Linked DNA regions of Mus musculus: region 2 is linked to region 1. The links are chromatin contacts, found by Hi-C or POLR2A ChIA-PET in ENCODE. All regions are on one chromosome and are shown on one strand. Each heading gives the region's core, a stretch centred on a gene start or an enhancer-like site at or near the end of the contact. The rest is flanking DNA. Distances are from core to core; before and after follow the strand shown. Region 1 holds the start of Crtap (cartilage associated protein). Region 2 overlaps Cnot10 (CCR4-NOT transcription complex, subunit 10).

The links. Hi-C counts contacts between places; a loop is a spot of excess contacts on that map. ChIA-PET counts read pairs that join two places held with the same protein, here RNA polymerase II (POLR2A).
Region 2: POLR2A ChIA-PET joins it to region 1 with 12 read pairs in embryonic stem cell. The contact joins the enhancer-like site here to the promoter of Crtap in region 1. A Hi-C loop is called at or near these places in 2 of 37 maps with a recorded cell type or tissue (T-helper 1 cell and T-helper 17 cell). POLR2A ChIA-PET finds 5 or more read pairs at or near these places in 3 of 5 experiments (all embryonic stem cell).

Annotation. Positions count from the first base shown.
Region 1 is chr9:114,388,780-114,393,053 of GRCm38, forward strand. Crtap (cartilage associated protein) reads right to left here and starts at 1,933. Exons shown (of 7, transcript NM_019922.2): 1 at 1,353-1,933. The coding sequence starts at 1,820.
Region 2 is chr9:114,582,357-114,586,630 of GRCm38, forward strand. Cnot10 (CCR4-NOT transcription complex, subunit 10) reads right to left here. Exons shown (of 20, transcript NM_153585.5): 20 at 3,518-3,983. Among named protein-coding and RNA genes, the nearest start is that of Trim71, 20 kb to the left of the region's middle. Within about 2 kb of position 1,620, at least 1 of the 3 ENCODE cell types and tissues checked has a DNase peak (open chromatin) inside an H3K27ac peak, as active enhancers do.

The DNA.
Region 1 (4,274 bases), core at 683-3,182:
TTTTTTTTTCTTAACCAGAAAAAGTAGAAATTGGGTTTTGAGAGTTCTCTCTCTGCCTCAGCCCCGTGAAGGCCCAACAAGCTGACACCCTTCTGTCCAGCAACTGGGAATTCAAACCTCCCAGAGCAAGGACTTAGAGGGCAGGGAGCTGCAATTTGTGGCTATTTTTAGCAAGCAATCACAGGCAGAATTTAAGCAGCCAAAGAGAAGAGGCAGTAAATGATCTGTCTTAAATTCTAGATGACAGAGGGAGACAGAGACAGAGAGAGGGAGCAGAGATGAACCTGGGATCTGCACACACTTCCCTGAGCAGAGGAGTTTGCCCCTCAAAGAGCAGGCCGCATTTACAAAGCCCTCCTTCCAGTTCCAAGTACTCTGCTGGGGCCCTGTGGCATATTTGCTACCTCAGCACAGGCTGCAAACAATTTTCACAGGAGCTGGGAGGGGTGGAGCATGCAGGAGGTATGCAGGCAGGAGGATAAAGAATTCACCATCAGCCTCCACTATATAGCAGTTCTGAAGCCAGCCCAGGTTACATGAGGAAAAAAAGAGAGAGTGAGAGAAAATAATTTTTATGCTCAAGATGAAGGAGGAAGGGCGGGATTTGGAGAGCTTTAGCAGAGCTCTGTGGCAGAACCTGGGTGAAGGGGACTGGAGCCATAGCTCAGTGGATAAGGGCACGTCCTGCCCTTGCAGAGGACCCAAAGTTCTCTCTGTTCCCTGTACTCAGGTTACACTGGGTGGCTCACAATCACCTCTAATTTCAGCTCCAAGGGATCTGCTGCCCTCTTCTGGCCTCCATAGGCATCCACACACGTATGACATGGTATACACACAGACACAGGCACACAGATTTCACACAGCACGCACGCACATAAAAATATAAATGAGAAAAAAAAAATCAAAGGATAAAGGAATGATGCTCGAGGTTGAGTGGCAGGGCTGAGCCTTGGGCTTGGTGGGGCTAGACCTAGAGAAGTGGCCCAAGGGAGGCCCAATATGGGATGCTGCTGGTGAGCGCTCACAAGGGAGGGTGGGGCAAGATTGGACCCTGTTCGGTAGGACAAATTTTGAGGGAGGGTGATTGTGCAGAGGGGGATGGTCCTGGACACAGGACAGGAGATGTGATTGGCGGGGCCTGGGTGGGCGAGGCTCAACTGGACTGCAGGCTTGCTGGGGGGATTGGGATAGGGCAGAAGTGGTTTGGGAGCTGGGGTCGGCTAGACCGGATCAGCCGGAAGGGGTTCTGTGGGCGGGGCTCGGGGGCGGCGACCTGGGCTCGACAGAGAGCGGCTCGGTAGAGTGGGCGGGGTTTGGCAGGGCGGGGTTCGGGGTGGGGCGAGTGCCCTTACCTTGAAGTAGGCGAACTGCAGAAACTTGTAGGGCTCGCGCTGCTGAAAGTCCGCCAGCACTGAGCGGCTGGGCTGCGACTGGCGGAAGGCGGGCAGGCCCTGCTTGCAGCGCTTGAGGCACTGCGCGCGGCGCAGCACGCTGCCGAAGAGGCGTAGTTCGGCGTGGCTGGCCGGGCCGGCGGGCGCGGGTGCTGGCGTGGCCGCGCTGCAGTTGCGGTGGCAGAAGGCCTCGCTGTCGCGCAGCAGACGGTGCAGCCGCAGGCTCACCTCCAGGTAGCCCACGCTCTCGGCCCAGTGCTCGCCGCTGTACTGGTCGAGCGCGTGGCGGTAGGCCGACTCGAGCGGCATCAGCTCGTCCCGCGGGAAGCTGCGGAAGCTGTAGCGCTCGTACTGCCCGCGCCCGGGGGTCGGCGCGCACCCGACACACAGCAGCACCAGCAACGCGGCCGTAGGGCTGCGGGGCCCCATCGCGCGTGGCCCACGAACCAGAGCCCCGAGCTGAGGACGCGCGACGCGGCAGGCCTAGGAAGGGAGGCGGGGAAGCGGGCCGTGGCCCGCCCCGTCCGGCAGACCTCCTCGCCGGGGGACCGAGATGGGCGTGCCTGGAGGAGGTGCTCAGCCTTTGCCTCTGAAAGGTGGAGGGGTAGGACCCAAGTGAATTCCAGGCCAGCCTGCGGTGCGTGGAACTCCCATCTTTGACAGGAAAGAAAGTTTATAATCACTTTAAGAATGTATGGGCCGCGCACGCCTAATTTCTGGTTCACCACATCCTGGTTGGGGTGCGTTTTAGTTTTCGACTCGGTCTCCTAGCTGTAGCCCAGATTAGCCTTAAACTCCCACTATAGTTCAAATTTATTTCAAATTTACATCGCTAAGCCTGCCATAAATAATAGGCTGCGGGTTTACAGGCTTCACACTTTGAATAGCAATGCTATTGACCTAAGGTTTTAGAGGATGTTGCATGGATAAAATTAGTAAGAATACCGGTGGCTCCTTGAATATCGTGTGACTTGTCTAGTTGAGGATATATTACGTCTTAGGATGCTGGAGGAATTTACCTGAGCTATATGATGAAGACAGCATTAAGAAAAAAATTCTGAGCTGGGCGTGGTGGCGCACGCCTTTAATCCCAGCACTCGGGAGGCAGAGGCAGGCGGATCTCTGAGTTCGAGGCCAGCCTGGTCTACAGAGTGAGTTCCAGGACAGCCAAGGCTACACAGAGAAACCCTGTCTTGAAAAAAAAAATTCTGTACACTTTGAAATAGTTTACAGCAAAGGTATAGGGATAGAATTCAAAACTATATATATATACATACATACATATACACATACCCTTTTGTAAAATATGTATGTATGTATGTATGTATATATATATATATATATATATATATATATATATATATATATATATACACACACATACATATACACATACCCTTTTGTAAAACTTAGAAGCTGACTGGCTCACCTTTGATCCCAGCACTTTTAGAAGGCAGAAGCAGTGAGTCTCTGAGTTCCGGAGCAGCCTAGGCTACACAATGAGACCTTGTCTAAAACAAACAAACAAAAACAGAAGGTATTTAGAACTTCCGAGATTAGCTGCTAAAGGCACTTGGTACCAAGCCTGATGACCTGAGTTCAATCTCAGGACACTTTGGGAAAACAGAATCGGCTCCTCCACGTCAATGTTTGACCTCCACACCCGTGCTGTGGTACCTGGGTGCGGTTCCCGGTCAGGAGGCCAGGAAAACCAGGTTCTTGGGGAGGTTCCTGTAAAGGATTTATTACAACAAGAATTCCTCATTCCTTTTCAATACTGTATTTACTGTGCTATTCAATAAATGGATGGGCGTTGGGATTAATATTAGATCATATGACTGTAAGATTAGAATTGGAGATATCAGAAATCTGAATAAGGGCTGGAGAGATGGCTCAGTGGTTAAGAGCACTGACTGCTCCTCCAGAGATCCTGAGTTCAATTCCCAGCAACCACATGGTGGCTCACAAACCATCCGTAACGAAATCTGATGCGCTCTTCTGGAGTATCTGAGGACAGCTACAGTGTACTTACATATAATAAATAAATCTTTTTTTAAAAAATCTGAATAAATCAAGCACCTTCTCTGTAAATGAGAGCAACCAGTAGTTGGTCTTCTTGTATTTGTTATGGCCATACCTTATCTCAAATACTAATTAACAGCCGGGCTAGGTGGCGTACGCCTTTAATCCCAGCACTCTGGAGGCAGAGGCAGGCAGATTTCTGAGTTCGAGGCCAGCCTGGTCTACAGAGTGAGTTCCAGGACAGCCAGGGCTACACAGAGAAACCTTGTCTCAAAAAAACAAAAACAAAAACAAAAAACAAAGCTGCAGAGATGGCTCAGTGGTTAAGAACAGTCTTCCCTCCCAGAGATCTTGGGTTCGATTCTCAGCATGCACATGGTGCCTCACCACCTCATGTGACTCTATTTCCGGGCATTCGATTCCCTCTTCTGGCCTCTGTAACCACCAGGCCCATGTGTGGTACACCAGGCAAGCAAAATACCTCTGGACGCAAGCTTTTAAAAAATTAAAATTGTAAAAAATGGCTGAGTACTTACCTAATATGTGCGAGGTCCTGGGTTTGGTTCTCAGAACTAGGGAGGGTGGGTATTTGTCTGACCTACATTATGTAGCTGCGTTAAAACATCATGGCCAAAGGCAACTTGTACATAAAATAGTTTATTTGGCTTGCAGGTCACAGTCCAGCAGCAGCAGCCAAGGCAGGAATCTGGAGGCAGGCACTGACGCAGAGCCATAGATGAATTCTCCTACTGCCGTGCTCCCATGACCTGCTTAGCTTGGTTTATTTATCTATCTATTTATTTATACCACCCAGGACTCAGGGCTGGCAACACCCGCAGTGAGCTGGGCCCTCCCACATCA
Region 2 (4,274 bases), core at 370-2,869, 190 kb after region 1:
AGTTCCATAGGATCCAGCGCCCTCTTCTGGCCTCCATGGCTCCAGCACACATCCAGGCAAAACACTTATGCACATACATTTTTTTTTAACGGAAATGTTTTAAATGTTTTTAACCTATTATTTGAGAATTTCATGGATGTTCACCACGTACTTCAATTATATACACCTTCAGTCCACTCTCCATCTCACCCTGGACTCCTCTCTACACTACCCTACCTACCAATCTCATTCTGGGGCTTCCCTTCTAGAACTGGGCGCTGTGTTTTGCCAAGAGCAGGTTCCTAGATGGGCTTTAAAAGGCTGACTGACCTTCAACTGACCAATAATTGACTTTCTATTATCGTCATTATCATTATTATTATTTTTACACTACAGCAACTGGAGAAGTATATGTTATGGTTGTTATTTGATTTTGTTGTTGTTGAAGACAAGGTCTTTCTTTGTAGCCCCGGCTGTTCTGCAACTCACAGAGATCTGTCTGCCTCTGCCTCTTGAGTGCTGGAATTAAAGGTACGGGCAACCAACCACATCTTTCTGGCCTTGTTTGATTTTTATTTTATTTATATTTTGTGTATGGGTGTTTTGCATGCATGTATTCTGTGCACTACTTCCAGTGCCCAGAGGAAGCCAAAAGAGGGCGTTGGATCCCTTGGAACTGGAATTGCAGATGGCTGTGAGTCGATGTGTGGGCACTGAGAATTGAACCCGGTTCTTCTAGAAGAGCAGTCAGCCAGCCAGCCAGTGTTTTTAACTGTAGATTCATCTCTCCAGTCCCTGTCGTTTGATTTTTGAGACAAATTCTCACTCCATTGTTTCATGCAGTCAAGCTTAAACTTCTGAGCAATCTTCTGCCTTAGTCAGGGACTACAGGCAAGACAGTCCTTTGTCACAATGCCAGCTGAAATACTTATCAATGGTATTTATCCAAATAGATGCTTGCCTGGCCCAGCCTCGGCATAAAGCCATAAAATATCATCCTTGTCCAATACTTGGGAGTACTTAGCTAAAGCAGTATTTTTCCTTTCTTTAAAAACTCAGGCCGGGTGGTGGTGGTGCACGCCTTTAATCCCAGCACTTGGGAGGCAGAGGCAGGCGGATTTCTGAGTTTGAGGCCAGCCTGGTCTACAAAGTGAGTTCCAGAACAGCCAGGACTACACAGAGAAACCCTGTCTCAAAAAACAAAAACAAACAAAAAAACAAAACAAAAAAACCCCCAAAAACTCAGGCAGAAAAGAGCCAGAAGAGTACAGAGGATCTTAAACCTTCACCCACAGAGCAAAGATAAGTCAAGGAACCGAAGCAAATGAAATACATTGAGTAATGTTATTATGGTAAAAATTAAAATCTAAACAATGGGGAAAAAAACCAAAAAAAAAAAAAAAAGCCAAAGATAGAAATGGCTTATACATTTACTCAACCACGGAAGTGACAGGAGTAAAATAAAGCTGTATAAAACAAACTAGTCAAATAACTAAAACAAAATCAATAGAATCGAATAAAGTGGAAAGGAACAGATGACGGGAAGAAATCAGTGAAGAAATTTGTTGGGCTGTTCCGCGCTGCCGCTAGGTGGCGCTCGGCGCCCCGGGCTCCACGCGGATTCCCGGTTGCGTCCCGAGACTCTGCCTCTCTGCTGCTTTCCAGAGGGATCCCGCGGGCTGGCCGTACCCCTTCCCGGCTGTCCCCGCTGGGAATAGCTTGGAGGTCGTGTGAAGAGTCACATCGTGGGCAGGATACCCTGGTGATAAGGACACAGATCGCAGCGGGACCACAGCTGTTCCAATGATTTTGATTTCCTTGGTGGGACAGCTACAATAAAGTTTTTTCTCGTATATTAAAGGATCAACGCGTATGGAGTGAAAACTCCCCACCTGCAGGGTTGCCTGTTAGCTTCCTGAGGTCTCAGCGGAGATATGGACTGTGGTAAGACTGTTGGCAGCTGGCCATTGCCCGGGTCCCAGAAGTCCCCAATCAGGGCTGAGCTGGGGGGGGGGGGGTGTGGGTGTGGGTGGGGATAGGGGCTGCTCACATGCTAATGTGGCGGTGACAATCGTGCGGGGGCGCCCCCGCGCCTGGGGGAGCCAAGGCAGAAACAAAGCATTAGCATTTTCCCCTAGAGAAAGGACTGCATTCCTGGGAGGGGAGCGCGGCCCTCCCCATTCACACTGGGGACCACACAGAGTGCCTCTTGCGCCAAAAGCTGGAAGGTTCGTCGGTTTGGCTTTTCTTTTGACCCGGGCGTTGCATACGAAATGTAGATATTTTCCTAAACGCCGGCTTTGACATTTAATGCGTTCCTAAGTAGTCTGAAATGTGGACTGGATTAGGAGGAGGCTAGGGGCCCACCGGGACACTCAGGCAAATCCCCTTAAATCCTCCAAGACAATTGTGTGTCACCACACGGATTCGCTTTGCCCCAAATGAGGAGGCTAATGAACTTCACTGCCTCCTTCCGTGACAGCCCACTCGCACCTGGCCGAGCCTCTGCGCCCGCCTCCCAGCTTTGTGTCAGGGCGTGTTTACTTTGTGTTTACTTTAGGCCAGGCCTGTTGGCTTCTAGGATCCAGTCTGACCATTAACTAAGGCACCTATCCTGGGCCATTGCTCAACCTTTACTCCACAAGGGGTGAGGGACACAAATACTGAGGGCCCTGGGACCTTGGGGCTATTACAGGCCACCCCATTTCAGGCCCCTTGGAACACTGCTAAGCCCAGAAAGAAAAATAGCATGAAACTCTACTTTACATGGGGAGTATTTTACCAGCAGGTTATGCGCCCCCGGAGGCCAGAAGAGGGCATCAGCTCTATTGACCTGGAGCTACCTGGTTTCGAGCCACCGTGTGGATTCTGGGAATCGAGCACCATCCTCTGCATACCTTCAGCTCCTCTCACCCATCTTCATAATTTACTTCTTATTCTCTCCCCTTCCCCTTTGAGACAGGTCTCATTATGAAACCCTGGCTGGCCTGGAATTTGCTATACTGTCCAGAATGGCTTCAATCTCACATATTTCTTTTTTTTTTTTTTCTTTTTTTTCTTTTTTTGGTTTTTCGAGACAGGGTTTCTCTTTATAGCTCTGGCTGTCCTGGAGCTCACTTTGTAGACCGGGCTGGCCTCAGAAATCCGCCTGACTCTGCCTCCCAGTGCTGGGATTAAAGGCGAGCGCCACCACGCCCGGCCAATCTCACATATTTCAATGTCACTCAAATTTTGCAAATTTTTGTTTTTTGTTTGGTTGAGACAGAGTTTCTCTGCTTAGCCCTGGAAGAACTCTGTAGACCAAGCTGGCCTTGAACTCAGAGATCTGTCATTCTCTGCCTTCTGGTGTGCTGAGAGGCAGAGACAGGTGGATTTGTGAGTTTGAGGCTAGTCTGGTCTACATAGCAAGTTCAAGGGCATCAGGAATAGAGACCCTGTTTCAAAAGCAAACACTACTACTGTTAGGATTTATGCCATGGGAGTACCTTGGCAGATTACAGGCAAGGTTTACCGGAAAGATCACACCATGCAACATATCTTCTGCAACAGATTGATTGACGGGGAGGGGGAAAGGCAGTCTTGGAGAGGGGACATGAAAGAGAGACAGAGACACCAAGAGAGAGCTAGAATGATGGCCAAAACCTTTTCAAAGGTCTGGTGATGACACAGCTCAGCCACTGAGTCATTGAGGGTAGGCTTGGGTGCACCTTGTCTCTACCCCACGCCCCCCAGAAAACAAAAACAACACAAACCAACAACAACAAAAACCAAAGCAAAAATTCTTTATAACAGTCTTGAGTGCTGGGTCCAACCTCCATAACTATGGCGACGTGAACAAGAATGGCTCTCATCGACTCATATTTGAATGCTTCATCTTCAGGGAGTGACACTTCAGGGACTGGGAGGCGTGGCCTTGCTGGCAGAAGTGCATCACAGGGACAGGCCCAGTGTTTCTCTCCAGTCTCCTCTCCAGCACTACTTCCGTCTTCCTGCCACAATGTTCCCTGAAATGAAGATAATGAACTGAACCTTAGAAATTGTAAGCCAGCCCCAATTAAATGTTTCCATTTATTTAAGTTGCTGTGGTCATGGTATTTCTTCACAGCAACTGGAACAATGACTAAGACAACTGCCACAAAATAGCTAAATAAATAAAAGTTTGCTAGCCTCAAACTCAAAGATCCACTTGCCTCTCCCTCCTGAGTTCTGGGCTTAAAGGTTTGTGCAACCACTGTCCCACTCCCTTTTTTAATGAAAAAACAACAACAACAACAACTATATATCTATATACCTGT